4 separate regions of the Homo sapiens genome follow, and all the other regions are linked to region 1. The links are chromatin contacts, found by Hi-C or POLR2A ChIA-PET in ENCODE. All regions are on one chromosome and are shown on one strand. Each heading gives the region's core, a stretch centred on a gene start or an enhancer-like site at or near the end of the contact. The rest is flanking DNA. Distances are from core to core; before and after follow the strand shown.

Evidence for each region. Hi-C counts contacts between places; a loop is a spot of excess contacts on that map. ChIA-PET counts read pairs that join two places held with the same protein, here RNA polymerase II (POLR2A). Pooled maps may share reads with other maps.
Region 2: a loop to region 1 is called in a pooled map, with 3 times the contacts of the local background. The contact joins two enhancer-like sites. A Hi-C loop is called at or near these places in 8 of 50 pooled maps. POLR2A ChIA-PET finds 5 or more read pairs at or near these places in 7 of 52 experiments (CD4-positive, alpha-beta memory T cell, HepG2, OCI-LY7 and 4 more).
Region 3: a map with no recorded cell type shows a loop between it and region 1 (2.7-fold over the local background). The contact joins two enhancer-like sites. A Hi-C loop is called at or near these places in 5 of 37 single-sample maps with no recorded cell type and 2 of 50 pooled maps. POLR2A ChIA-PET finds 5 or more read pairs at or near these places in 1 of 52 experiments (activated CD4-positive, alpha-beta T cell).
Region 4: a loop to region 1 is called in a map with no recorded cell type, with 6 times the contacts of the local background. The contact joins two enhancer-like sites. A Hi-C loop is called at or near these places in 1 of 37 single-sample maps with no recorded cell type and 6 of 50 pooled maps. POLR2A ChIA-PET finds 5 or more read pairs at or near these places in 1 of 52 experiments (activated CD4-positive, alpha-beta T cell).

Annotation. Positions count from the first base shown.
Region 1 is chr5:131,279,363-131,285,642 of GRCh38, forward strand. All of the region lies in intron 1 of CDC42SE2 (CDC42 small effector 2), which reads left to right. Among named protein-coding and RNA genes, the nearest start is that of CDC42SE2, 18 kb to the left of the region's middle. Within about 2 kb of position 2,334, at least 6 of the 41 ENCODE cell types and tissues checked have a DNase peak (open chromatin) inside an H3K27ac peak, as active enhancers do.
Region 2 is chr5:131,534,179-131,540,458 of GRCh38, forward strand. The region is part of intron 6 of RAPGEF6 (Rap guanine nucleotide exchange factor 6); the gene reads right to left. Among named protein-coding and RNA genes, the nearest start is that of RAPGEF6, 98 kb to the right of the region's middle. RefSeq lists a silencer at 2,318-2,612 and an enhancer at 2,368-2,597. Within about 2 kb of position 2,398, at least 6 of the 41 ENCODE cell types and tissues checked have a DNase peak (open chromatin) inside an H3K27ac peak, as active enhancers do.
Region 3 is chr5:131,494,175-131,500,454 of GRCh38, forward strand. It overlaps RAPGEF6 (Rap guanine nucleotide exchange factor 6), which reads right to left. Exons shown (of 28, transcript NM_016340.6): 12 at 4,269-4,433; 13 at 1,379-1,486. Among named protein-coding and RNA genes, the nearest start is that of RAPGEF6, 140 kb to the right of the region's middle. Within about 2 kb of position 2,362, at least 2 of the 41 ENCODE cell types and tissues checked have a DNase peak (open chromatin) inside an H3K27ac peak, as active enhancers do.
Region 4 is chr5:131,066,501-131,072,780 of GRCh38, forward strand. LOC105379172 (a long non-coding RNA gene) reads left to right here. Exons shown (of 5, transcript XR_007058928.1): 5 at 1,761-2,050. Among named protein-coding and RNA genes, the nearest start is that of HINT1, 96 kb to the right of the region's middle. Within about 2 kb of position 2,576, at least 6 of the 41 ENCODE cell types and tissues checked have a DNase peak (open chromatin) inside an H3K27ac peak, as active enhancers do.

The sequences.
Region 1 (6,280 bases), core at 1,084-3,583:
TATGCTAAATAAGATTATTGAAAGGCGTTACTTTTCTGGTCAAGAAAGCAGAACTGATTCAGTTTGTTATATAGCATTTTCTCAGCCCTCCCCCCCCCCCTTTCAGAATAATTTACATAAATACTCCTGAGTTCAATTTTTTTTAACTTTTTTTTCTGCTTTTACTTATTACCCTTTAAGTGCTTGCTTACTTTCTCTGATAATTTACTTTCTTCTACTCTGTGATTTCTTTTACAAATCAATGAAATGGTGTTGTCTTGTTTTCTCAAGTTTTTTCCTGTTACCTTTCCTGTGGTCACCTGGACATTCCAGTCCGTTTTCCACACTCTCCCTCTACCTTCTCCCCCAGTTCTTTAAAGAGACACAAAGTTACAGGCAGCATTTTCTGACTGGAGAAAAATTATTGTTTAAAAATTGAACTCTGAGACTGGGCACAGTGGTTGGCTCACGCTTGTAATCCCGGCACTTTGGGAGGCTGAGGTGGGCGATTGCTTGAGTACAGGAGTTCGAGATCAGCCCAGGCAACAGGGTGAAACCCTATCTCTATAAAAAATACAAAAATTAGCTGGGCATGAGTGTGTTTATGACCCCAGCTCCTTGGGGGCTGAGGTGGGAGGTTGCTTGAGCCTAGGATGTCAAGGCTTCAGTGAGCTGAGCTCACACCACTGCACTCCAGCCTGGATGACAGAGCAAGACCCTGTCTCAAAGAAAAATTGAACTTAGTTGGCTCGGGAGTTTATTGGCATTTTTTGAGCAACAGTTGCTTTGTTAATTCTGAATAACTGGATTTGAACTGGTGCTACTGAATTAAAATATGGGGTCTACATTTCTTACCCTTTAACTGAAATTATTCTCTTTTATGCACACACACAAACTGTATTTAATGTAGAACATCAGAAAGTATATACAAGCTAAGGAAAAAGTTTTAATCCTACCACCCTAAAATATAATAACTAGTCAGTGGTCATGTTTTGATGAACATCCTTCCAGATACCTCAATATGAATATATGTTTTTTCACAAAATCTTACATAGACTCTGACATTTCACTTTAACGAATATTATCATAAAAGTATTACTTTTTATTACTTCAGTTTGAAAGGGTCATATTGGAAAGTGAAAATTCTGTTTGACGAGGATAAAGCTGTAGGTAAAGTTGTGATTAAAAACAATGGTGTTTATAGAGAGTAGAATGTGGTAAGTCAACTGGAGAAAAGAATTACTTTCAGCAGTAATTTTTTTCTTAAGAGCCCTCTTACCATTGCACAATAGCCTGATTGTTTTATACTAGCTGATGAAAACCATTCAGGATTCTATGTACAGCAGAATTATTTTAATAATAGCCCTAGGGTAAAATATGAGCCTGTAGATAAGTTTATATTTTTTAGTCTGTCCAAGTCCGACTGATCCTTTAATAGTAAAATAATTTTGGAAGAAAACTGTGTTTTATTGAAGGCCTTCATCTATCTGTAGTATGACAATTTTATTAGATATTGCTACCCTTTTTATGTGTGAGAATGAGGAGTGAAATAGTTCTTGGAAAAATTTTAGCATGTAAGAATTCTTATGTTAATGTTTCCTTTGATTTTTGTTTTATGAATGTGAAAAATCCTTGTGGAAGAATTGCTCATATATATTGGTATATTGCATTCTTTGGAAATCACCAGTTCCAAATTTGTCAAGTGGTTGTTTGGGTCGTTAAATAGCAATTGTAAAAGCAAATCAAAGATCCTTTAAGGATTTTTCCTTGATCACAGTGATATCCATTACCTGGGGTAGAGTAGACCGCTGATGTCTTGCCTTCATTTTTATTGTTCTTAACCTCGTCCTTTCTGTGTTGTATCACTGCTTGCTCACAAGCTCCTCCAGTCTTTTTCTCTTCAGTAGCTTTTTCTCTTACCCCCTTGTGCTACTTCCTGAATGGTGTATATGTTGCTGAAAACATTTCTCATGTGGTAAAGAAGAGTAAAGAGCAATGTAGTTGATGTGGCCTTTTCTACTGAGAAATGATGCATTTGTGGTCTACAGAAGAGACTTGACAGCCCCTAAAGAAGTGTTTTTTATCTACATTACATGTTTGTGAGTGGATATGCAAGTGCCTCTGTTGGAAGGTAAAGTGAATCTTGAAACAAATTCTAGAAAAGTGTTTAGAATTATTCCATACATTTTGCTGTTGAAAAAATAGTATTTAAAGAAAGTTTCATCTCACAGTGAATTTTTAGCCTCCTCTTTTAAGATTTATTTTGTGAACAGTGACCTTGTTTTTGTAAACTCTACTCTGAAGAAGTTTAGAAATTAGTCACACAGTAAGTGGCAGAACAAGTATTCAAAGTCTTGCCTGATTTTCCATAGTCATTTAGCTTGGAAAGCATTGTAAAGTGGCAGAAAGAATATGGACTTTGAAATTTAGACACACCTCGATTTGATCTCTAACTTTGCTGCATATTTGCTGCGTGGCAAGTTCTTACCGTTGGTGATTTTCATTTTCCTTTTCAGTTAAGTGAGAGTAATACATTTGTTAGGATTAAATGAAGTAATGCACATAAAGCATTTGGCTTGTAGAATAAGATGTTAATAAATGTTTAATTTCCTTTCAACAATACCATATCGTTTTAAAATGTCTTGGGAGCCACTTGGACATTTCACTTGAAAGTTAAGTGCCATCAGGAAACTAGAAACATGTATAACCCAGGTAGTGATCTTTCAGGGAAATTTTAATTTCCCTGTCTAAGGAGGAGAGTAGTTTTTCGGACTGTTTTAAAAATATGTGACTTAAAGGAAAGTTTTAAGGTTAAAAGCTGAAATAGAACTGAGTTAGGATGAGTTAATTATTGCTGACCAAAATTGTAAGAAAGTCCATTTCTACATTTCCTGAGAAATCGAAACATTTGTGTTATATACATAGAGAAGTCACTTTTAAAGGCTAAGAACTGACCATTTGAAAAGTTTATGATTAAGATATGGGGAGAAAGTGTTCATTTTTAAAGTAATAAACAATAGCAAGTTTCTCTTATCAGATTTAAGGTTTAAGGAATGGTGCTTGTTCAGACCTGAGTACAGTGATGACACAGGTACTAAATATGTTGTTGGAGGTAGTATAAATCTGGAACCTGTTTCAAAAGCGCTTTGGCATATTTGTGTGTATTTCCACTTCTGAGAGATTATTCTAAGGAAGTAACCTTTTTTTTTCTTCTTTGGGGGGAGAGGAGGTTATTTTCCTTCCTTAATGACACCCTAATTGAGATAATTCACATAAAAAATCACCTTTTTAAAATTATTATTATTGAGATGGAATCTTGCTCTGTCACCTAGGCTGGAGTGCAGTGGCGCGATCTCGGCTCACTGCAAGCTCCGCCTCCCGGGTTCATGCCATTCTCCTGCCTCAGCCTCCCGAGTAGCTGGGACTACAGGTGCCCGCCACCATGCCTGGCTAATGTTTTTGTATTTTTAGTAGAGACGGGGTTTCACCATATTAGCCAGGATGGTCTTGATCTCCTGACCTCGTGATGCGCCTGCCTTGGCCTCCCAAAGTCCTGGGATTACAAGTGTGAGCCACTGCACCTGGCCCTTTTTTTTTTTTTTTAAGATGGAGGTTCACTCTTGTTGCCCAGGCTGGAGTGCAGTGGTGCAGTCTCGGCTCACCGCAGCCTCCACCTCCCGGGTTCAAGCGATTCTCCTGCCTCAGCCTCCCGAGTAGATGGGATTACAGGCATGTGCCACCATGCCTGGCTAATTTTGTATTTTTAGTAGAGATGGGGTTTCTCCATGTTGTTCAGGCTGGTCTCGAACTCCTGACCTCAGGTGATCTGCCCGCCTTGGCCTCCCAAAGTGCTGGGATTACAGGCATGAGCCACTGCGCCTGGCCAAAATCACCTTTTTTACATAAGTCAGTGTTGTACAACCGTTGCTACTAATTTTATATTTTCATCACCCCAAAACAAAATGAGTAGTCATTTCTGTTCTTCCCTCCCCACATCCTCTGATAGCCGTTTACATATTTTCTCTTTCTAGATTTGCCTCTTTGGACATTTAATGTAAGTGGAATCATGCGATATGTGACCTTTTGTGTCTGGCTTTTTTCATTTAGCATAATGTTTCAAGATTTATTCATATAGCATGTATCAGTACATCATTCTCTTTTTTTTTTTTGAGATGGAGTTTCGCTCTTGTTATCCAGGCTGGAGTGCAGTGGTGTGATCTCGGCCCACTGCAACCTCTGCCTCCTGGGTTCAAGTGATTCTCCTGCCTCAGCCTCCCAAGTAACTGGGATTGCAGGCCTGTGCCACCATGCCTGGCTAATTTTGTATTTTTAATGGAGACGAGGTTTCTCCATGTTGTTCAGGCTGGTCTTGAACTCCCGACCTCAGGTGATCCGCCCATCTCGGCCTGCCAAAGTGCTGGGATTACAGGTGTGAGCCACTGCGCCAGGCCCATCATTCTCTTTTATGGCTGAATATTATTCTGTTGAATGCTTATACAGTATTTTATTTGTCCATTTATCAGTGAATGGACGTTGGGTTGTTTGCACATTTCAGTTATGAATAATGCTGCTATAAATATGAACATTCATGTACAAGTTTTTGCATGGATTTGTTTTAATTTATCTTGGGTATATATACCTAGGAGTAGAGTTGCTGGGTTGTATGGTAACTCTGTGTTTAATATTTTGCAGAACTGCTAGTCTGTTTTCTAAAGTGGCTGCATAGTTTTACGTTTCCATCAGCCGTGTAGGAAATATGTGGCCTTTTGTAATTGGCTTCTTTCACTTAGCATAATATGTTCAAGGTTTATCCATGTTGTGGTATGTATCAGTACTTCATTCCTTTTAATGGCTGAATAATGTCCCATTGCATGGATATAACACATTTATCCTTCAGAAAGCTTTTTATCCAAAAGTATTCAGTGAAGCATTAGTTATAATTTTAAAAAATTGAAAATTACCTTAATTTTTAACAAAAAAGAGTCGTTAAATTAGGTACATCTGCATATATCTTTTATTAGTAATTCATTGTAAAGGATTTCAAAGGAAAACAATTGTTAGAGTGCTAAAGTAGGATACAAAATTGTACGTGTACAACTGTTCAGTGTACCTGGTTTTGGGGGATGGTTATTAATTTCTTTATTTTTAATTTTCTTAGTCTCCTCTGTTGCCCAGGATGGAGTGCAGTAGTGTGATCATACTTGGTGTAACCTCGAACTCCAGGGCTCAAGTAAGCCTCGCACCTCAGCCTCCTGAGTAGTTAGGACTACAGGCACATGTCATCATGCCCAGCTAATTTAAAAATTTTTTTTGGTAGAGATAGGGTCTTGCTCTGTTGCCCAGGTTGGTTGTGAACTCCTGGGCTCAAGCAATCCTGTGCCTTAGCCTCCTAAAGCACTGTGATTACAGATGTAAGCTACTGGGCCCAGCCCCCAATTTAAAAATGTTTCTATATTTTCCACACTTTTTACAATGATCATATATTCCTTTTATAATCAAAGTAAAAGAATAGTTTTTTTAAATGATAATAGAGGTTGCCTATGGTGGTGTGCGCTTTAGTCCCAGCTACATGGGAGGCTGAGGTGAGAGGATTGCTTGAGCCAAAGGACTTGAGTCTAGCCTGGACAACATAATGAGACCCTATCTCTAAAAAAACAAAACCCAGACCAGGCACAGTGGCTCATTCCTGTAATCCCAGCACTTTGGGAGGACAAGGTGGGAGGATTGCTTGAGCCCTGGAGTTTGAGACCAGCTTGGACAACATAAAAAAACCCTGTCTCTGAAAAAAAAAAAAAATTGCCTGGTGAGGTGGTATACACCTTTGTCCCAGCAACTCAGGAGGCTGAGACAGGAAGATCTCTGGAGCCTGGAAGGTTGAGGCTGTAGTGAGCTCGGGTTGTGCTCCAGCCTGGGTGACAGAGTGAGACCCTGTTGCTCCCCCCGCCCCAAAATAAAACCCAAAACCGTAAAACCAACAGTAGCTGTATCTTTGTATGTTACTGATATAAATTTATTCAGCCAAGAAAAGCAGGATCATCAGTGTAAGGAGTGTTAATATTCTATATTGATTCATGATTAGCATATATTATAAATAAAATAATTTCTGACTATGGCTAAGAGAACTTTTAATTTTTCACATGGACCTAAGCATTTCAATTTATAATAGCAGTGTAGAATAATTCTTGTGTATTTGACTTCTGAAATGAGGGAGAGGAAAAATACAGGCAATGCATATTTTAAGCATAATGAACAGTATTGTTTCTTTCAGAGCTCCTTGCAAGAAACAAACTCTATTCTAGGA
Region 2 (6,280 bases), core at 1,148-3,647, 250 kb after region 1:
AGAGGAGATGTTACCTGGGAGACAGGTCTTTTAACAAAGGACTCCACTGACTGCAGAAGAAACATCTTGTTGTTAAGCACAAAAAAAATAAGTTCTTCAATATCTTTGAGAAAAGTCTGAGTCACTTTCTGAACAACACTATGCTGCCAATCTGAATTACACTGCTACTTATAAAACTAGAATTTAAGTTAAACTAAGTATAATTTTGAACAAAGACAAGTTATGCTTTCAAAATATGTAATTATTTAGATTTTCATAAAGCTTTTAAGAATGTTTTTCTGCCAAAATTCCAAAAGACACAATACCAAAATACACAATACCCGCATTTAAATATAAAATTAAATCTCACAAATGCAAACAAGCATGACTAGTTTTCTAAACATAAAACATGCAATATTTATACAGGTTGGTTTTCAAGCACCAATGTGTTTTTTTTTTTTTCAGTTTAATTTAAATCAATCATACGTGAGTTGGAATTCCACTTGATACTTAATATTGTACATTAATTAAAATCTAATGTTAATCATTCTTTAAAACAGAAAAATGATAGTAGGTACTTTGTATGTACATGAAGACAAACTTTCACTTAAGATAAAATTTCTAAAAGATGAGTATTTTACACATAAATATCAGTAGCAAGATTCAAGAATACCAAGAATTTCAACACCAGACAGTAATTATATTCATGTATAGTACCAACAGAATATATTATAGCCGAATCAAAAAGCAAAATTTTAATGCACACCTTTCCCCCTTTTTATAAATCATGCTGATCAACACACAAAGAAGGACCTCAAGCTGGGCAAGGGAGACAGCCATCTCTTAGCTGCTTTAAAAAACTGCTGCCCAGTGTGAGAAATGCAATCCACTAGTGCCATATGTTAGACCTACTGTAGTAAACACCAACTCAGTAAAGGAACAAAATTCTCTTTTCCTTTAGTTTGGCTTGTAAGTGAAGATGACATCATCCTTTTCCTTTTCTACCAATCATCTCATAGTATCTTCGATTCCAGGGAACTGTATAGTGAACCTATCATGCTAAATCTCCCTGTGTAACAATACTAAGAAAAGAAACAGGCCAAATTCCATACTCAACACGGGGATCCACCAGCATTCTGAGGAAATAATGACTTCACCTTTTAACTACTGAATGAAGAAATAAACATCCTTTGAAGAGAATAGTAATTTATCAAATAACTAAAATAAATGACTAGGTGAATAACCTATTTTTCCCTTGCATCACTTTTAGAATTTTATCACGATCTCATCTCATTATCTTATCAATTCAAATGAATTAAGTGCAGCAAAGGAGAATGTCCTGATCTACCTATTGTCTAGGAATCACTACAGGACAGCCACTTATGAACACGTTTCCCCTGCATATGAAATGCCATGATGCTAACCCTTATTAATGAAATCTTTAGCTTTAGAAAGGTCTTTTGCACTACTATAAAATAGAGCAATGTATGTTGACTTTGCAAAGATTCAAATCATGACAAAATACTTTTATAAAAGTGTAAATGCCATGTAGTTATTAAAATTTATGTTAACTGTGTATATTATTTATAAACAAAAATACAAACTGAAATACTTAAAATCATATTGTTTAGAAAGCCAAAGATAAGGTTCTGATAGTTACTAAACTAACTGTAAACACATCTTTTATGTTAATATGTGACAACACTGAAAAGAAGGACAGAGAAAGGTTACCATAGATGAAGGTAAGCCATAAGAGGATAAACATTCTAGGCATTATGAAAAACAAACAAAACTAATGATAACAAAAACTGGATTTATACTAACCCAGGCATTTTATTTACTTATTATATTTTTAAATGGAATTTATTCCCAATCTGCAATGAAATATTATAATCATAATTTAGAGAAGTCAAACGCCAAAGAAGTTAAAGAACAAAAGAAAAATTCTGTAGTTTTACAAAATAAAGAGGATATTCATTTCTGTATTTTAGTTATATTTGGTTTTTGAAATATAAACTTAAATTGTACTGATTTACATAGTGAAAACACTTTAAGTCTTTTGGAAAATAAATGAATAAATGACTGAAATGATCATAGGTAACATACAAGCCCTTTCAAAGGATCATAACAATCTTTTCCACCCGTTTTCCCCCATGTTTAACATGAACATCTGAAATGCATCTTTGCAGTTATCAGACACAGTTAACTCTAATTACTGGTGCCCCTTAGGACTTCTGCTTTCAAACTGCATACCTATTCCTCAGCCTTCATGAAGGAGGGGAGGCAAGAGTACCAACGCTCTTTTATTCTCTTGTAAGAAACAGTGTGCTTCAGCATACTGTCATATATATCCACTAACTGATCACCCCCATTTTTGTTGAAAATCTGTCACAGCCACCAGCTGGACACACATGCACTATGAAATATGATCCACCCTTAGGGAGTAATAGAGGAAGAAAAACCAAGAAGGAGAGAGAAACCGTCATCATCAACCAAGGTGATGTAAGCTTCTATAATTAGAATCAGTGAAATTGAAAGAACAATAAAAGGCACCACTATGCTTCTGCTTTCCGTCTACACTGCGTATCAAGCATCTTCATACCTGCACAAAAGGATACATTTTGTATATAGTTACTCAAGTATATGCAAACCTAAAGTTTCAAACAGCGTATTAATTTTCTTCAAAAAGAGAGTAACATATATAAATGATAAAAAATGAACTCTCATTTAAAACTATCTGTGAATTCCTGGGTTCCTTTATATCCCTTGTTCATAAAGATGACCATTACGTCCCTTCTCTACTTTTAAATACTACATTTTCTAGCACTGTAAAAGCCACATACACAAGATAGCACACTTAATAAACACATACCAAATCAAACTAAAAGGTAATAACGTTAGGTCAGCATTAATTTGTTTGCTATGTCTGAGTAGTTGTTATTCCCCTTCCAACTGGAACACTGTCATAATCAGTCTTAGACCACTGGTATACATTAGTATCTGAGTTGCTTTAAACAATTATCAAAAGCTCCTTCTTTAGCAATTACTCCATAAAATATTTCAAGTATGATAAAAAGTCTTCCTAATTCTGGTTCCCTGGGCAAATCTGTCTGAATTAGTGTCACACCATTAAGGGAGGAAGAACTGCCCCAGACAACCAGAGGGGCATGCCCTGCTCTGGTCCTCTCAGTACTCAAGCATTTTATACATAGTGAATAATAAAGACAATTTTAAAATGCCTATTGAGAAGTTACCAATATTCATGTAGAAACTTAAAATAATTTTCATACCTTTAACCCAGTAATTTCTGTAACTCAATCCTAAGGAAATAATCAGTCATGTACAGATTTTTCCCTAAAAGTTGTTTGTAATAGGAGAAAAATTGGAAGCCACGTGAGAATACTTCGTTACACTCATACAGCATTATATTAATATTGAAAGTAATGTTTTGGAAAAAATTTAACTGCATGAGAAACACAAACACAAGGATACATAACTAAACATTCAGCATCATCTAAATTAATTAAAATATTTAAATTAATCAAAAGATATATACAGTCAGCCCTCTGTGTCCATGGGTTCTGTACCTGCAGATTGAAGAAACTGCAGACAGAAAATATTTTGGGAAAATCCCATTAAAAATAACAGTAGAGGCTGGGGGTGGTGGTGATTACATCTGTAATCCCAACAGTTTGGGAGGCCGAGGCAGGCTATTGCTGGAGCCCACGAGTTCAAGACCAACCTGAAAAACATGATGAAACTCCGTCTCTACAAAAAAAAACAAAGTTAGCTGGGTGTGGAGGCATGTGCCTATAATCCCAGCTACTCAGGAGGCTGAGGTGAGAGGATCCCTTGAGTTGGGAGGTCAAAGCTGCAATGAGCTGTGATCATTCCACTGCATTCTAGTCTAGTTGACAGCGAGACCGTCTCAAATAAAACCTAAAAAACCAAAAACAAAAAACCACTACAACAATAAAAAAAACTACAAATTTCAGTATAGCAACTATCTACACTGCATTTACACTGTATTAGGTATTATAAGTAATCTAGAAATGATTCAAAATACAGTCATGCATTGCTTAACAACTGGGGTACATTCTGAGGAATGTGTCATTAGGCAATTTCATCCTTGGGCAAACATCACTGAGTGTAGCTACAGAAACCTAGACGGTATAGCCTACTATACACCTAGGCTACATGGTACAGCCTATGGTTCCCAGGCTATGAACCTGCTCAGCATGTTACTCTACTGAATAATGCAGGCAACTGTAACACAATGGTAAGTATTTGTGTATCTAAACACAGAAAACGTACAGTAAAAACAGGCAGCAAAATCTGATGTCATTTATGTGGTCTGTCATTACGCAACACATGACTGTATATGGAAGGATGTGCATAGATTACACAAAAATACTACACCATTTTATAAAAGGGACTCGAACATCCTCGAATTTTAGTATCTGCAGGGGGTCCTGAAACCAAGCCCCCATGGATACTGAGGGACCATGGTACATTAAAAAAATTTTAAGTGACAGTAGCTATCTCCAGTTTTGAGGATGACAGCAAATTCATTTCCTTCTTCATACTCTTCTATATATTTTACATTTCTACAATAAGCATTTCTTCACAAAATTAAAACAAAATCTGCTCTAACTTGGCATTTGTCCTAGTTTTAGTTGTATCACTTCTATGCTTTTTGTCTATTTGTGGACTCAATACCTTCTAACTAGGTACAAAAACCTATCAAGAATTCCATATTATTTCCTAGAAGATAAAGGAGGAGTATTCTCCTAAAGGATGTTAGATACTCGTAAACAAAAACAGAAAGTCTTCTTTTGTTTTTAAGGTAGAAAGAATCACAAAGAATATACACCTGTTCAGAGTATTTGGGGCTGTAAATAAAGAGAGAAGAGAAGCAATATTGAAAAGCTGAAGATTCTTAGAGGTGGGGATCCAAACTTCTCAGTAGTAGTGTGATCAGCATTCACTGTCTTATATACAAATAAGATTATCAAAGATCCCATTTGCAAACTTCCTGAGTTTAGAAGTAACAAAAGTCTGTTTATTCATTCATTATTTCATTCTGAAAGTACTTATGAAATACCATATTAAAAACAATCAGGATTTATCAAGCCCACAAATACAAAATAAAGTTCACAATGTTAACAAGCTTCTTCATCAAACAGTGACTTTCACTTAAACAGTTCAAATTCTAAATTCTCCTAATGATTGATCCAACAATAGTGCTTACACCTCCTTTAGTTTGACTTGAATAAATATTTAAACTTTTTGTTTACTGGTGCTCCATGAAGAGAACTAAGCAATCACATGTTTGTACCAAAGTCCTCTAGTTTCTCATGAGGAGGTGGGGGCATGGACCTATTTCTTACTACAGGAATGGCTTGATGAATAAGACACACATACACACACACTCCATAAAAGCGAAACACACTTGCAATAATACCTTAAGAGGTCACACCCATGGTCAAGTAAAAGCATCCAGCCATTTTTCAGTATATCACCACAAAGTTGGTAAGTGATGTGGTGTCCTAATAATCACCTCTTATTGAGCTGCATTGACAAATGTACATTAACTCTCTAATATGCTCTGGATCTAAACAAAACATGGAGCACTGAAAGAGAATGGAGAACGTGATATAATCAGAGAAGTAGCAATGAGAAAGAACCGCCTGCTACATTAGTAATGTGTGAGCCTAAAATGAAAAAGTAGATTCTAGCGTGTCACATCATCCTACCACCCACTATACAATCCCAGAACAAAAGACTAGATGGAAAGAAAATACATAAAGATGTCACAGCAAAGGGAATCCCTTCAAATTAAAAACCCCAATCCATAATGCTGCCATGGAAATCATTCTTTCCAGATGTTCTTTTAGGAAGAGCTGGCTGGCTCCATGTCTGTGCAGACGCTATGCTGAAGAAAGAGAGGAAGACTAGCACCTTATTTTGTCCCTGAGAATATAAAAAGCATCCTAAGCAACACAGAGAACAAGAAATAAAAAAAATTATGAGGTAGTCTACTAAGGAACTTGAGATCTAGTTAATAACACAACAAACATATAACCAACACTCATACAGGCACACTGCTATTTAAAAATACAGCAGCTTGCTGGGTGCAGAAGCTCATGTCTATGATCCCAGTGTTTTGGGAGGCTGCAGTGATTAGACTGCGTGAGCCCAGGAGTTAAGACTAGCCTGGGAAACAGCAAGACACTGTCTCTACAAAAAATAAAAATACTTAGTCAAGTGTGGTGGCACATGCCTGTAGTCCTAGCTACTC
Region 3 (6,280 bases), core at 1,112-3,611, 210 kb after region 1:
TAAGGCATAAGATCAGGCAATGTCTGAGTTTACAAATCTAGCAAATGGTGGAGCTTGAGCTGTACTCCTAAAACACTATGCTGCATTACTACTTATTTCCTAAAATTTCAAGTTGCTTGAAGGAGGCAACCAAGTCACAGCTCAAAGTTTTATATCTGACAGGGAGTTTAAAATGAATTCACGAACAGCTACTGTGGACTTGGAGGGAATTATCTTAGGTGCTGTACATTTAGAACAGATGAATCCTATATAGAAAGGAAACCTAGAAAGTCAATATAGATTTGATATTTAGGATATGCACTGATAGTGAAACAGAGTTTCAATAGGTGAGGAAAAGAAAATTCTAGCATGGTCTGGATGCAGAACTGGAAAATAAAATAGTCTGATTTGGCTATAATCTAGGGTACACAGGAAAAAGGGCAAAAAGGTAGGCAAGGGACCTGAATATATGGGTGAGGAACTGCTTTGGTAGGAAGTATAGATTACTGACAAAGAAAATAATAGTCATCACATGTGTGTTTTAAAAGCAATCTTTTGGCCACACAGAATGAACTAGAAGAGAAACTAGAACTAGGGTCAGTGAGCAGATTATAATAGATCAGATATATTAAGTCCTAAACTAGGGAGTAAAAAAGAAATGGCTGAGAGAGACCATAAGAAAATATGTGAACATACATGTGTATGACTAAATCAGTGACCTAGGTGACTTTAGCAACTGACTGGAAATCCTGGCCAGGGAATTCAAGAAAAAGAGACTGAGGGTACACATATAACACCAGGTTTATAAGCCTGAGTAACTAAGAGATAAGAATGTCAATACAGAAATGGAAGATTTGGGCCAGGCGCCGTGGCTCAGACGCCTGTAATCTCAGCACTCTGGAAGGCCGAGGCGGGCGGATCACGAGGTCAGGAGTTTGAGACCAGCCTGGGCAATCTGGTGAAACCCTGTCTCTGCTAAAAATACAAAACCTAGCTGGGCGTGGTGGTGCGCGTCTGAAGTCCCATCTACTCAGGAGGTTGAGGTAGGAGAGAATTGCTTGAACCTGGAAAGCGGAGGTCGCAGTGAGCCAAGATTGCACCACTGCACTCCAGCCTGGGCGACAGCGAGACTCCGTCTCAAAAAAAAAACAAATAAATACAATAAATAAATAAATAAATATAAATAAAAAATAAATGGAAGAGTCAGGAAGGAGTGTAAATGTTGTTTTAATTGAGGTGGCAGAGAATAAATGAACAAAAGTCTAGAATACAGATTCGGAAGTTCTAAGAATGGACATTTAAGACACAGGAAAGAATGAAAGCTATTGCTGTTCTGAGTTTGCTAGTGTTGAGGGGGGACCACTACACTCTGAAGAATAGAAATTATTTTGAGCCTTACTGTATCTTCCAGATTTTTTTCAAATTCCTCTAGAAATCGAGTCATAGCAGGGTCACCTTCAAAATCATTAAAATGATTATTTACCCATAATAATACAATCCGTGTCACCTGTGGAAACATAAAAGAGGCAGCATATGGTTATAAGAGGCATTCCTTCTGCACAAGTGGATTCCAAAAGCATGTCTAAAACTCATGAAGAACTGACAACCCTCTTGTTCCCTCCCTTGTGTAAAAAAGGCTCATTCTAACAGAAAGGCATGGTTTAATTTGAGCTTTTGCTTCCCTGTGCACAGAAGTAACAGAGCCAGGACACTGTCCACTCAGTGAGAAGACACAAGCCTGTTTGTTAAGATAAAAGAAGTACACAGAATGTCTATTTCAGGTAGCACCTTAAAATGCAAACTTCATGTCATAAAGCAGGCAATCCTATCAATCAAAAATCCATACCGAAAGCGTTTCCATGGTCAAGAACATGTTTAACCAAAACGGTAACAAAAACAAATCTGAGTCTGGTGCAGTGGCTCACACCTGCAATGCCAGCAACTCAGGTGGCTGAAGCAAGGAGGATCCCTTGAGTCCAGGAGTTTGAGACCAGCCTGGGCATAGCAAAACCCTGTCTCTATAAAAATTAAAAAACAAAACAAAAACCCTTACAAATCTGAAACTTCTTTCATTATAAACACTGTAAATTTTCAAACTGCAGAATCGTTTACTTTGCTTCAGAAAAGTTAAAAATTAACGAATGTAAGCTGATTTGAATAACATGCCTAACAATGTAAGAAATGAGTCATTTTTTTTAAATCGTGGTAGAATCCACATAAAATTCATCATTTTAATGATTTTAAAGTTCATAATTTAGTACCTTAACAATACTGTGTAACCATCACCACTGTCTAGTTCTGAGTTCTGGAACATTTTCATCACTCCAAAAGTAAACCTCAAACTCATTAAGCTTTCACTTCCCATTCTGCCCTCTCTCCAGCCCCTGGCGGCCACTAGTCTGCTTTTCTGTCTATTTGTCTGTTCTGGCTATTCCACATAAATAGAATCATACAATACCTAGCCTTTTGTGATTGGCTTCTTTTACTTAGCTTAATGTTTTCAAGGTTCATCATGGTGTAGTAAGTATTAGTACTTCTTTTCTTCTTATGGCTGAATAATATTTTATTGTACGGCTATACCACATTTTGTTTATCCATGATGGGCATTTGGGTCATTTCTTCCTTTTGGCTATTGTCAATAGTGCTGCTACGAATATTTACGTCAAGTTTTCGTTTGCACACCTGTTTTTAATTCTCTGGGTATTTACCTAGGATTAGAATTGCTGGGCTATATGGTAACCCTATGTTTAACTTTTTGAAGAACTGCTCAAACTGTTTTTTCCACAGAGGTAATACCATTTTACATTCCCACCATCAATGTGTGTAGGGTGGGGGTGGGGAGGAGGGTTCAATGTCTCCATACCGTTGGCAATGTTTGTTACTTTTTCTTTTTTCCCCCTTTTTAAAAGCCATCCTAGTGGGTGTAAAGTGGTATCTCATTGAGGTTATGACTGCATATCTCTATGATTAATGATGCTGAACATCTTTGTCATGTGCCTGTTGGCCATTTACATATCTTCTTTGGAGAAATGTCTATACAAGTCCTTGGTCCATGTTTAAACTGTGCTGTCTTTTCGTTGTTGAGTTGTAAAAGTTCTTTATGTATTTTGGATATTAAACCTTTATCAGATATATAATTTTCTCTTATTCTGTGCATTGTCTTAACTTTCTGGACAGTGTCCTTTGATGCAAAAATAATTTTAATTTTGATGAGGTCCAATTATCTCTTTTTTCTTTTGTTGCTTGTGCTTGGGTATCATATTTTCATATTTGAGAAACCAACGCCAAATCCAAGGCCATGATAATCTACCCCTATCTTTAAGGCATTATAGTTTTAGCTCTTCTGTCTCTGACCCATTTTGGGTACATTTTTGTTTATAGTATAAGGTGGTAATCCATTTTCATTCTTTTGCATATGGATAATTATCACTAAATCATATTCTTGTTCATTTCCAAAGCATGCCTTTATTTTCTTGGCAACCAAGGTAAATATATTTAATTCTAAGAAAAAGGGTGAGAGGTGTGCAAGCCTGTAGTTTTAGATGTTAGTCTCCTAAATAAAAGAATTCTGCAGTTTACCTGCAACTAGTTTATTTCCTTTAAAATATAACTCAAAAAGACACACCAGACAATTATGATCCTACTTTTATTTTCTTGAAACAACTTATTTCTTACCAATTTGTGGAAGTATTACTAGTCTTTCCATTAAATGTGCAAACATATCCCATGAAATAAGCTAATTTATTTAAAATAGTGAACAACATTTAATACAAAAAAATACTCAAAAGGTAGATTTAAATAAGTCACAGGAGAGACATATTAAGGTTTGATAAATTGTTTTCAAATGATTGTGAAGTCTGTAACTCAAGAAAATAAAAATATTCCCATTTTGAAGCTTAAAAGCAATCTGCCCTCTTAAAAAAATGTATTTGATGAATATTCTTTCTAAAATATTAAATCCGTTTTAAAATGTTTTATTGATCTCCAGAAACAATCAAGTATTTCAGTAAAATTCTAAAATACTCTCATGTAACTATTATGTTTCCTGAACCTATAGCTATACCAGAGCTTTATTTCAGTTTTTGCCTTTTAAGGCTCTCGTCCACTTTTAGCATGCTATTCTGTCATAAAAGTAAGCAGAGAATGTTTATACTGATGGTTCAGGTTCATTAATTTTTTTAGGTGTACTGAATCTTATTATCATAATAAACAGGTAATCTATCAACTATAAAAGTTTCATGAATAAAATTTTGGGTTAAAATCACTTTCATGCCCCTTATAAAACCAACCTTATCTCTTAAGCTGTCGATCTTAAACCATTCCAATAGTTTGATCCCAACATCCAAAGGACTTTCAAGAAATGTCCTGTAAGTTAATAGAAAATCTTCTATATAAGTTGGATCCACGATGGAATGTTCTTCTATTAAATGCATTATGAGACGCTCAGGTGTTGCCTAAAAATCCAAGGATAGGAAGGATTAGAAAATAAACAAATGACCCAAGAACCAAAGAACTATTGTTGATTACTCCGCTTTGTAGCTACTCCATTAGACAAATCGTCAAAGTACAGTTTCGCCTTTAAATCCTTAGCGCTGGGAGAATTGGAATGCAAACTTAATTGTAATCCACCAGCACCCAGAGGTTGAGAGACAGAAAAGGCAGAGAAATAAATAGCCAACAGCACTCACTCAGCTGAAGCTGTTTTCACTGGCATTTCATCATAGCAGGACCTTTGAACTTCACTAACTTAGCCCTGGTGTGGGCTGTTACTGCCACTTCTCCTACAACCAGGGCATGTATTTATTGTCTCAAGGCAACAAAAGAGGTGAAAGTTAAACTAAAGAAAGAAAGAAAAAGAAAGGAATGAAAGGGAAGAAAGAAAAAAGAAAGCTTTTCTCCAAATTTAATCCACCTCAAAAATCTTTTCTGACCAGGCTGTAGGAAGAACACACCAGTTCAAGAGAGCCTGTTTCATTATTGTTACTTCCCAGAATAAATATTTCCTTTTCTACAGTTCCTCTCATACAGTTTCCTCTCCATGCTAGGTCACCATATTGAGAGGAACCAGAAGTTCTACAGACAGTTTTGAAATTAATTCAGAGTTTTAAATGCTTGTTTCCAACTTTATAAAAGAATATAAACAGGCTGGGCGTGGTGTGGCTCATGCCTGTAATCCCAGCACTTTGGGAGGCCAAGGAGAGCAGAACACCTGAGGTCCACAGTTCAAGACCAGCCTGGCCAACATGGTGAAACCCCGTCTCTACTAAAAATACAAAAATTGGCTGGGTGTGGTGGCCGGCGCCTATAATCCCAGCTACTCAGGAGGGTGAGGCAGCAGAATTGCTTGAACCCGGGAGGTGGAGGTTGCAGAGAGCGGAGATCATGCCACTGCACTCCAGCTGGGGCGACAAGAGCGAGACTTTGTCTCAAAAAAAAAAAAAAAAAAAAAAGAATATAAACAAAAATTTCCATACTGCTCTTCTTTGAGCTTCTGAACCAATGTTTATTACCCTTTGTAGCTTTTTCAAAGGTTGGTACAAGAACAAATACAGAAACAAACAAGATGTTAAGCCTGATATAAAAACTGTTATCCATAACACCCAACCTTCAATTTGTTGCAGTCATCCAAACAATTTCATTGTTTAGAATAACTGTGTGGTAAACATACATTAATACTAACAATGTTCTTTATCTAAGAATCTATTAAAAATAAAAAGGTACTTTATTTATTAAAAGGTACTTTATTTTTATTTATTTATTTTTGAGACGGAGTCTGGCTCTGTCGCCCAGGCTGGAGTGCCGCTGCGCGATCTCAGCTCACTGCAACTTCCGCCTCCTGGGTTCAAGCAATTCTCCTGCCTCAGCCTCCTGAGTAGCTGCAATTACAGGCATGCACCACTATGCCCAGCTAATTTTTGTATTTTTAGTAGAGACGGGGTTTCACCATGTTGGTCAGGCTGGTCTCGAACTCTTGACCTCGTGATCCATCCTCCATGGCCTCCCAAAGTACTGGGATTACAGGCGTGAGCCACTGTGCCTGGCCCTATTTTATTAATTAAAAATAAGGTACGAAAATCGTTTCTCTAGAAGGAACTCAGAAACAACCTCCTTAAGAGATAAGAAAATCATAGGTCATTCCTATTCTCCTATCCTCCAAAACATTCTAAGCCTAAGAGTACCAAATTGTTTTATTACTCAGGCCAATCCTGGTTTAGGGTCATTTAGGTTCACTTAATTCCATTTCCTAGAATAGCTGAGTGAGGGATGGGAACTGTTCAACATGTTAGGCCATTATTCTGAC
Region 4 (6,280 bases), core at 1,326-3,825, 210 kb before region 1:
GAGTCCAGGGCCCTGCTGCCCTGAGTTAGGGTCCTAACCTCAGGACACTGCTCCCTGCATCCCAGTTGCTCCAGCTCCAGCTATGGCTAAAAGGGTCCCAAATATGTCTCAGGCCACTGTTCCAGAGGATGCAAACTATCAGCTTTGGCTGCTTCCACATGGTGTTAAACCTGCAGGTGTGCAGAGGGCAAGAGTTGAGGTTTGTGAGCCTCCACCTAGATTTCAGAGGATGTATGGAAATGCATGTCCAGGCAGAAGTCTGCTGCAGGAGCAAAGCTCTCATGGAGAACCTCTACTAGGGCAATGTGCAGGGGAAATGTGTGGTTGGAGACCCCACTCAGAGTCCCCACTGGAGCACTGCCTAGTGGAACTGCAAGAAGAGGGTCACCGTCCTCCAGACCCCAGAATTGTAGATCCGTGAGAAGCTTTCTCTGTGCACCTGGAAAAGCTACAGGGACTCAACACCAGCCATGATTGTGAGTTTCCTGGGGCTTCCCAAGCCATGCTTCCTTTATAGTCTGTGAAGCTGTGAGTCAATTAAACCCCTTTTCTTATAAGTAAACTGGTTTCTGGTATTTCTTTACAGCAGTATGAAAACAAACTAATACAGGGACCTCCCCCATTAGGGTGAAATGGCCAGGACTTTATTCCCCCACCTCAGTCAGTCACCAGACACAGGCTGGCTTGGAAAAGATATGACCTTCGACAATGCAGTTCACTGCAGCTCAAGCAAATCCCAAAGAAGCTGACAGCTGGAGGTTTCTGTTGACTGCACTCCACCAGCTAGAAAGCAAATCCTTCCTGAAAGGTAGATTTTGGCAATGTATATCCATGTCCACCACCACAAGTATTAATTTTTTAAATTTTATTAAAAAATGAAAAGCCTGAGACAAATACTAAACTACACTGGATGCAAGACAGCATATTGAAATTGTGAATCTTCCAGAAAAACTTGGACATGTGGTCACCATAGTTCTAAATAAACCAATTTCTGGTTCTAGGTCCTCTACCCTGTCCCTCACCATGCAGAAGAAGCTGGACTTATGCAAACATGCTTTATATCCTTTCCAGCCTTGCCAGATATATGGGAGGACACCTGACCCAAAAGAATGTTAAACCAAAAATTGCCAACAAAATACAATGTGTCCTGGGAGTCCTGGGACAAGAATTGAGATCAGCTCATCAATTTCTCTTCCTCAGGAATTTTAACCAAGGAAATAACAAAGGAAAGGTGAGGTCAACAAAATGAAGCAGAAGTGAGATGATCTAATGTAGAAATTGAGCAAGAAAACCACGACAGACCATGTTCAAACAGAAATTACGAGGGAAACAAAACTATGAGTAAGCAGAAGTTAGGAGGAAGATTTAAAAAATTAGAGCAGAGGATCAAGGAGATATTTCTTATCAAAATAGAAGCAGATGGGCAAAGGCTAAATGAGTCAAATTAAGGGCAGGACACTCCTATTGCTTTGACTGTAGACCCAACTTCCCATTCCTGTTCTTCCAGAGGCCCAGCTGCTTATTTCTAAGTGTGCATGAATCTTTCACCTCCAAGTATATTGATTCCCTCATCAAAAAGGTTACAAACTAGTGCTTCCCAAGCTTCTGTTGCAAAGTAATTCTCTGGCATTTGCATTAAAACCAAAGATCTCTGTTCAACCTCTCCATTTTTATTTAGAATAAATTTATGGTGTCATGAGGAAGTTTCATCTTGCTAATATTGCCAAATTCTATACTCTTATTTCTCATTCCCAAAACAGAAAATAACTCCAACTCTTTCAAAAGAGCTCATTTAGTGGCAATTCTTCCTATTTCATCTGTTACGGCTAGTGAGTTCTGCGCTTACTGAAGCATCTCCTGACCCTAGAGACAATTGCAACCATGGCAAGAATACCAACAATGTTATGCTAGATCCCACGGCAAAAGGGTAACAAAATTGGATTTTATGACTCTTTATCATTGAATCACCCTCAACAACACCAATTCTGGGAAGTTCTGATAATACATTTCTGACTGCCTGACCTCATAATGTACAATAGATTCCCTTTCTAGTAAAAGGACCCAGCACCAGATTTCCCTATTTGAATTATATTTCTACACTGTCCTTACAAAAATATCATTCTCGGCCGGGCGCGGTGGCTCACATCTGTAATCCCAGCACTTTGGGAGGCCGAGGTGAGCAAATCATGAGGTCAGGAGATCGAGACTATCCTGGCTAACATGGTGAAATCCCGTCTTTACTAAAAATACAAAAAAAATTAGCCAGGCGTGGTGGTGGGCGTGACTCGGGAGGCTGAGACAGGAGAATGGCGTGAACCCAGGAGGCAGAGCTTGCAGTGAGCCGAGATCGCGCCACTGCACTCCAGCCTGGGCAACTGAGCAAGACTCCATCTCAAAAAAAAAAAAAAAAAAATATATATATATATATATATATATATATTCTCAACTATTTCAGGTCTAAGGAGCCATCTACTGTTTTAAGAACAAACTGCAATTAATGATCATTTCTCAAACCATAAAAGGCCCAATCAACTAAATTACATTCTCTCTCTCTCTGTCTCTCTTTCTCTGTCTTCCCCTTCCTTGGCCCCCTGCCTTGTTGTGGTGGTAGTGGTGATGGTGATAATAATGGCTCTTTGTTCTCAAGAAATTATGCTGTGCCAAATTCAAGACAGTGTTTTTATTGTGGTTGTGTACATACGAAAAATGCCTTATAGTTGTTTATTGAATTTTGAATTTTTTATACACAAGAGTCATTCCCTGTTGGAAATGAGAAGCAAGTTTTCTCTTTGTTGCTTTTAACTGAAGAATATATTATAAGCTCTTTCTCTAGATACATTCTGAAACTGTAAAAAACACTTTCAAAATAAAGGTCAGCCATGTCGTCTGTGCAATGTTAATTGCTAAGTGCTGAACTAGCACTGTAGTCAGTCTTTGAAGTGGAGCCTGGCTGGGTTGACAGCCTAGGGTGGCTGCCCCATGCTTTCAGAGCAACACAGGATGTTGCTTGGTCTCTTCAGAAAGAGGCTGCCAGGAAATGAAGTTTCACATGAGAAACTTGCTGCTCTAATGCATTTCAGGCTATTCTTTTCCATTTGAAAGCCTAGGTGCAATGAGTGAAGAAATCTTTTCTTAAAAACTCCAAATAGGTCTTGAAGTACATGCATGTTCACTGAGGTAGTGATTTCCTCTCCTTCTAGTATCTTGTGCCCATATACAAGAAAAAGAATATGTGTAGTTAGTAAATTTTTAAAAATCATCTCATGTTTATTCCTGATGGAAGATTGAAAAAGCTAAGGAAAGAAGAGATGCCTTGGGCTCATGTTAAATGCACTCTGGAAGAACAAAATGTAAAACCACTGATTTTCAATTAAAAGATAATGATTCCAGTGGGTGGTTGCAGTTAAGATGAAGTAAGATGCACCCTGCCTCATTCAATGAAGCAACTAAAAACCCTGCACAGAAGGCAGGGAGCAGTTATCTAGGGACTCTAAAAAGTAAATAATAGCAGACTGGTTTGAGAGACAAAACAGAACTCAATGTAAGATCAATCCACTGGTGAGTTTTGTCCTCCTCTCCCGCTATTTTCTGGCCTTAGATTCAAAAGCATCCCAAAACCCAGAACTCCACAGTAGGTGCAAATAGAAAGAGCTGCAAGAGAAGTCCTCTCATTCTGGTCCAAAAAGCAGAAAAGGGAGCCTTTAAGGATCAGAGTGAAGAAAATCCCTTGGGGTGTTCTTTTCTGTTCTCTCTTATTGCTGCCCCCAGGCAATCCCCTGGAGCAACAGACATAGAGGCAGTGGCAGCTGTGCAAGCACCTGAAACTCTAAGGGAAGAGAGCTCTTCTCTCTGGCCAGGACTTGGGTCCCAAAAGCATGGGGGAAATATATGTTGCTTTTTTTTTTTCCCCCATCTTCCCATGCCTTGGCTGTGGAAGCAGAGACAGTCACAAGAAGTGAACATAGGAGCAGAAAAACTACATAATTTTCCCAGCCACAACCCTACACTACTTACGCCTGTAATTTCAGGACTTTGGGAGGCCAAGGCTGGTGGATCACCTGAGGTCAATAGTTGGAGACCAGCCTGGCCAACATGGTGAAACCCCGTCTCTACTAAAAATACAAAAATTGGTCAGGTGTGGTGGCGTGCACCTGTAATCCCAGCTACTTGGGGAGGTTAAGGCAAGAGAATCACTTGAATCCAGGAAGTGGAGGTTGCAGTGAGCCGAGATCACGCCACTACACTCCAGCCTGGGCAACAGAGTGAGACGCGAAAGAAAGAGAGAGAACAGATTATTGGCGAACATGTATGCAACTCCGCCATGTAACTATGTTAACTAATTTTAATGTACTTGATTTAACAGTTTCTAGGGGGAGTGATTATAGATTTGTCCTCTGAGTAATTCTTCTATATTTTTGCCTTATGTATTTTTTTTTTTTTTTTTTGAGACAGAATCTCGCTTTGTCGCCCAGGCTGGAGTGCAGTGGCGCAATCTCAGCTCACTGCAAGCTCCGCCTCCCGGGTTCATGCCGTTCTCCTGCCTCAGCCTCCCGAGTAGCTGGGACTACAGGCGCCCGCCACTACGCCCGGCTAATTTTTTTTTTGTATTTTTAGTACAGATGGCGTTTCACCGTGTTAGCCAGGATGGTCTCGATCTCCTGACCTCGTGATCCACCCGCCTTGGCCTCCCAAAGTGCTGGGATTACAGGCGTGAGCCACCGCGCCTGGCCTGCCTTATGTATGTTAAGATTATATTTCTAGGCACATATAGGTTGTGTAATTGCTACATCATCCAGGTAAAATATTATTTTTTCATTATATTTTGACCCTTTTTACCTCTGCAAAGTTTGCTCCAGTTTGGATATTTGAAAGGACTCACCAGACTTCCCAGAATACAGATGGCTCCTGACTTACAATGGTTCAACTTAATATTTTTTTTTACTTTATGGATGGTGTGAAAGTGATACACTTTCAGTAGAAACTGTACTTTGAGTACCCATACTGTTTCTTACTTTAAATACAGTATTTAATAAGTTACATGAGATTTTTAACACTTTCTTACAAAAAGGCTTCATATTAGATTATTTTGCCCAACTGTAGGTGTTAGTAAGTTTCTTTCTTTCAATACAGTATTCTGTTTCTTACTTTCAATACAGTGTTTAATGTTACATGAGATTTTTAACACTTTCTTATAAAATAGGCTTCATATTAGATTATTTTGCCCAACTGTAGGCATTAGTAAGTGTTCTGAGTACATTTAAGGTAGGCTAGACTAAGCTATGATGTTTGGTAGGTTAGGTATAGTAAATGCATTTTCAACATAGAATATTTTAAACTTAAAATAGGTTTATTGGGACATAACCCTATCATAAATTGAGGAGCATCTATATATGCCTGTAGGCCTTTTAAAGACAAAGAACACAGTGTAGCAAGAGAAAGTGATTGCAGGCAAGCTCCTCAGGGCCCAACTTTAACCACCAAGATGTGTGCAAGGAATTTTAGTTTCAGAAGAACTCAAAGAGAAGTTTTCAGTAGGGGGGCTTTAAGTCCTTCTGGCCACAATCAAACCAGCTTGTCACACCAGTTAAGCCAGCTGGAATTCATTGGTAAAGAAACTGACCTTGAGAGTCGCTACAGGAGTTTTGGACCTTAAACGACACATCACAAATTCCACTGCCCTTATCTTGACCAAAAGTCAAAAACCAGACAGCCAATCATCCCCAGAGATAAACATGATGGTTTTCCTTTCCAGCTGTAAATTAATTCTATCTCCACAATCTCTGATACAGATTTTGCCTGAAAGTCTGTTTGGTGTGAAATTAATATTGCTCTACCACGTTAGTCGTAGTTTGTTTTTTCCAAGTATGCCTTTTTTCATTTCTTCACTCTCAAACTTTCTGTGTCATTACAGTTGTGCCTCTTATAAATGGCATATAGCTAGATATCATATAAATCAGTCTCAGTTTCTGTTCTTTAACTGATAAATCCAATCTGTGAATATCACTATATTAGAATATTCCTATCAATATTTTTCTGGTTTGTATCCAGCATTGTTGTCTTTGCTCCTTTTTCTTCTTTCTGCCTTATATCACTTTAATAGAGGGTTTTTTCCTTTGTCTCTCTCCTTGCCATTTTTACACTTTTCTGCTTTAAAAATTGCATATACTCTTTCTATTTAGTTGCTGATATTCCTAAAGTTTACTTACATACTTCATTTAACAAAGCATACCATCTATCAAAAACTATAAAGACCTAAGAAATCAAGAGACCTCTCCTCTCA